Linked DNA regions of Homo sapiens: region 2 is linked to region 1. Evidence: chromatin loops called from intact Hi-C (ENCODE). Cell type or tissue: mammary epithelial cell. All regions are shown on one strand.

Region 1 (2,500 bases):
GCCAAAGAGACCCCGGAAAAACTTTAAAATCCAAGTTTCCTGGCCGTGATGATAGCTTCCTCACGAACCGTTACCAGGCTTCTTTCCCAAGAGCTAAACAGAAACCAGCCCTGGAAAACCAAGAACAGGAGACTCCTTCACTGATTTCGATTTCAACCAACTGCCAGATTCCCTTTCCTTACCTGATTTTGACATGACAGCTGATCAGCTTACAAAACATTCCTGGCTGATCAATGACTCCCAACCATGGACCAGTTCTGGCTGGTTTACAGAGGCAGCACACAAAGTGCTTGGGTCCTGTGTTTCCCCTTTTGACATACAGAGGCAAATTTGACTGCATTTTTTTTTTTTTTTTTTGAGATGGAGTCTCACTCTGTTTCCCAGGCTGGAGTACAGCGGCGCGATCTCTGCTCAGTGCAACCTCCGCCTCTTGGGTTCAAGGGATTCTCCTGCCTCAGCCTCCTGAGTAGCTGGGACTACAAGCGCCTGCCACCATGCCCGGCTAATTTTTGTATTTTTAGTAGAGATGGGGTTTCACCATATTGGCCAGGCTGGTCTCGAACTCCTGACCTCAGGTGATCCACCCGCCTCAGCCTCCTGAAGTGCTGGGATTACAGGCATGAGCCACTGCACCCGGTATCAACTGCATTTTAATGTCTCCACTCCAAAGGGAATATGGGACATATGTAATATGTATGTTTGCTTAGTACACATGTGTGCAACTATCACAAATATTCATAGATTCTCCTAAAACCTATTAAATATGTATGTTTAGCCAACTCTTTTAGCATAAAACCCTTGTTCTACCCTCACTCCACTTCCCAGCCTGCACATCATAAGAAATAAAGCTCTCCTAGGCTGGGCGAGGTGGCTCACACCTGTAATCACAGCACTTTGGGAGGCCAAGGCGGGCGGATTGCTTGAGGTCTAGAATTTGAAACCAGCCTGGTCAACATGGTGAAACTCTGTCTCTACTAAATATACAAAAATTAGCAAGGCATGGTGGTGGGCACCTGTAATTCCAGCTACTCGGGAGGCTGAGGCATGAGAATCGCTTCAACCCAGCAGGCGGAGGTTGCAGTGAGATCGTGCCACTGCACTCCAACCTGGGCGATAGAGTGAAACTGTGTCTGAAAAAAAAAAAAGAAAGAAAGAAAAAAAAGGAAAAGAAAAAAGAAAAGAAAGAAAGAAAGCTCTCCTTTCTAAATGTAAAGATCTTGTGATTTTAAGCCAATATAATTGAAGACAAGAGTAGGATCCACAGAGCAGCCCAGGCTCCCCGCAGCGTGAGTGAATGCACTGGTGGCTGGTGGAGCCATTGACAGCTCAGTTGTCTCCCTGACAGCTTTGGGAGGAAGGTGGGTAAGCTCTCCCTGATCTAAGATCTCCTGGTTTTAGGTTGACATTTCAGAGACTTCATTTTTTTTCTCTGATCCTCTCCATCCAGACCCTGCAAGGGCTATCTTTGCTGTGTTGGGTTTCTAGTGGGGGAGGTTGGGGGCAGTTCAGCCTGACTCATCCGGCCCATCAGGTTTGGTGAGGATGCTTGCCCTCTAGTGGCACTCGCAGGGACGTCTTTAAGTAAATGCTGTTATGGGGAACCTAGGTTCTAAGGGGACAGACAGTCCCTGACCAGCTGCCATCAGGAAGTTACATGTTTCGGAATTATGAGAAAAAGTCTTGTGAATATTTGGGATCCTAGAAAAAGCTAACCTGGAACAATTAAAAGCTTTATATGCCAAAATGGAGATCTTTTGACAGAACGTTTGACATGCCTCAATTCGTTTATTAGTAGGCACAATGAGAACAGAGAGAGTTCTAGACCTCTGAGAAGCAATGGGAGGCCCTTTTGTGTGTGTGTGTGTGTGTGTGTGTGTGTGTGTGTGACAGGGTCTCACTCTGTCACGGGGACTAGAGCGTTGTGTACAATCACGGCTCACTGCAGCCTCGACCTCCTGGGCTCAAGCCATCCTCCCACCTTTGCCACCCAAGTAGCTGGGACTACAGTCATGCACCGGCACACCCTGCTAATTTATTTTCAATTTTTAATTTTTTTGTAGAAACAGGGTTTTACCATGTTGCCCAGGCTCGTCTCAAATTCCTGGACTCAAGGAATCCTCCCATGGGAGACCATTTTTAAGTGGTATTATGAGAGTTCTAAACACAGGAATCTCAGATAACCTCCTTAAATGAGATTAATTCAAAACTGAAGGAGTCTAATTCAAAACTTGACCAGCACATTCAAAACTATCTGCCACTATTGAACAGGTAGCTGGAGATACTGCACAAAGCCTTCCAGCCCAACAAAGTCTCTGAATTCCCTGGCTCAAGTAGTAATAGATAATTTAATTGCCTTAGATTTTCTCTTAGCCAAACAGGGAAGAGTCTGTGTGGTGGTCCCTAAGATCTGTGGCACTTACATCAACATTTCAAGTGAAGTAGAAACTATACAGGGCTGGGCCCAGTGGCTCATGCCTGTAGTCCCAGCACTTTGGGAGGC
Region 2 (2,500 bases), 390 kb before region 1:
GTGGGCCTTCCCTCCTCTTCCATAGAGCCAGACAGTTGGCGACTGTCTTTACTGCAAACGCTGGTTCACACTGGCTCCCCTGGGAGGGAGGTGGTTTGGGCCCACGTGCCCTGTGTTCCTGCTCAGAATGGGCATTAGAAATGCTGCCATAGCCTGTGCCACTGCAGTGGAAGCATTTTTAGGAAACGGCTTATAGCTTAAGACAAACTTCAGATGCATGGGGCCAGAACGCTGTGTCCATCTGCATCTTTGCTGAGGGATCCGGTAGCCTGGAGTTTGCCCTCTGCCATGTTGGCTTGAGGCTCATAGGCGACTTAAGACGGGCTCTCGAGCAACCAATGTTCTGTCCCTTGCAGTAGACTGTGAAGCATCCTGTGTGTGTGAAGCACCCGCCGTCAGTCAAGTATGCCCGGTGCTTTCTCTCAGAACTCATCAAAAAGGTCAGTTATGGGCAGTGTCCGCCCAGTAGCAGGACAGCATAGCCACCTGCGTGCTGCAGACCTCATCCTTCCCAGGCCCTGGGCCTGCTTTGCAAACCCCAGTATGGCAGGGGCCTCCCCAGGCAACTGGCTGCAGCCGCGTGTGACCCATGGGAGACAGTGCAGGGCGGGAAGAAGGGAAGGCCAGCGTCTCTCCCTCACTCTGCCTCCTGGGGTTTCCGCAGCAGCTGCTTCTCTGGGGCCCCAGCTCCTAGCATATGGATTCTCATTCCTACCAGGCTGGTCCAGCCCACAGCACTGGAACCCTCACTCACACCCTCTGTCCTGCCCGCCGAAGGGTTTGGAGTTTCCTGCTCTTGTCCATCTCTGGGTTGCCCCACGGGCCCCTGTTGGAAGGTTTAGCTCTTGCCATACCTTTGGAACTACTTCCGCTGGTGAATTCTCTGCATTGATCCTGCTGGAATGAGCTCTTTCCTGACTGATACAGGATGGATTTTATTTTTTACTTATTTATTTTTTTGAGACAGAGTCTCACTGTGTTGCCCAGGCTGGATTACCATGGCACAGTCTTGGCTCCCTGAAACCTCTGCCTCCTGGGTCCCAGCAAGTCTCGTGCCTAGCCTCCTAAGAAGCTGAAACTATAGGCACATGCCACCATGCCTGGCTAATTTTTTTATTTTTAGTAGAGACAGAGTTTCACCATGTTGGCCAGGCTGGTCTCAAACTCCTGACCTCAGGTGATCCGCCTGCCTCGGCCTCCCAATATGCTGGGATTACAGGCATGAGCCACCACACCTGGCCTAGGATGGATTTTAAAGATGAGCCCGAACATGCAGGGTTTGACATAAGGATGTCGAGAGGCCATTCCTCAGTAGGCAGTAGCAGATCTTCTGTGTGAAAGGGCCACACTTTTAGCAAATAAACAATCCCCTGCTTCTCCAATACCTTCTTTCTCCCTAGTCCTCCCCAAAAGGGTGCATCTGTGGTCACCAGTAGGTCTGCCCTGTGCCACCAGGAGAGGGCAGCAGTCACCCAGTGTACCCTGCTGCTGCCCTGTGAATCTTAGGATGGGGCCAGCCGTGGAGAAGCAGCCTGCTGACAGCCACAGCCTGCAGCATGGGCCGCCCTCACAGTTCTGCCTGGGCTCACTTAAAAGCACCTTTTGTTTTCCTCCTCTCTGTCATGGTCATGTGGCAGCTCTCACAGAATCCTTGTCTCCTGCCCTAGACTACACCCAACCCTACACTTTCAACACCTCTCTTTGAAGGCCCTCCCATCCAGGTTTCCCTACCAAGTGAATTTTTTTTTTAGAGACAAGGTCTCTTGCCCAGGCTGTCCTTGAACTCCTGGGCTCAAGCAGTCCTCCCATGTCAGCCTCTAGAGTAGCTGGGACTATTCGGCACACACCACCACGCCCAACGAAGTGAATATTTTATATGGCAGCTGGCCGGTATTACACCATTCTATCCCATATCTCCCCTCCAAACTTGGTGAAAATCATCTGGCCATTTTTACAGATTAGAACGAAAGCAAACAAGCTCTCACTCTGTCTGCCCCCAGCACGAGGCTGTCCACACAGAGCCTTTGGATGAGCTGTACGAGGTGCTGGTGGAGACCCTGATGGCCAAGGAGTCCACCCAGGGCCACCGGAGCTATTTGCTGGTATGAGAAGGACACCCTCCTCCCCCTCACAGCCCAGATACCCTTCCCGCACAGACAAAGTGAAAACGTGGGTGTGGGTTCAAATCCTGACTCACCCAGTCTGCAGTCTTAGACATGAGGTTCGTCAACCTTCTTTAGCCTCAGTTTCCCTGTCTGTAAATCAAGCACTTCAACAACAACAGCATGTCTTATAGGGTTGTGAGGCATTTGTCCAATAGGTGACACACTCTACCTGCTTCACAAGGACCTGGTGCCCAGTCCTCAAAGAATAGTTGACAGGTCCGGGTGTGGTGGCTCACACCTGTAATCCCAGCACTTTGGGAGGCTGAGGCGGGTGGATCCGAGGTCAGGAGTTCAAGACCAGCCTGGCCAATATGGTGAAACCCTGTCTCTACTAA

What was found. A loop is a pair of places that touch in the nucleus more often than their neighbours do. Peaks named below come from ENCODE experiments on the same cell type or tissue, not always from the same donor. Only the 100,000 strongest peaks of a DNase experiment are listed, where the experiment ranks them.
Region 2: a loop joins it to region 1, with 10 times the contacts of the local background. A loop is called at or near these places in 1 of 110 quality-filtered maps.

What each region holds. Positions count from the first base shown.
Region 1 is chr11:72,182,067-72,184,566 of GRCh38, forward strand. All of the region lies in intron 2 of FOLR1-AS1 (FOLR1 antisense RNA 1), which reads right to left. Among named protein-coding and RNA genes, the nearest start is that of FOLR1, 8.8 kb to the right of the region's middle. In mammary epithelial cell, a CTCF peak has its summit at 1,546 (motif pointing left); no DNase peak of the experiment used is centred here.
Region 2 is chr11:71,791,380-71,793,879 of GRCh38, forward strand. It overlaps the pseudogene FAM86C1P. Among named protein-coding and RNA genes, the nearest start is that of DEFB108B, 41 kb to the right of the region's middle. In mammary epithelial cell, a CTCF peak has its summit at 1,424 (motif pointing right); a DNase peak (open chromatin) is centred at 1,671; H3K27ac peaks cover 861 bases.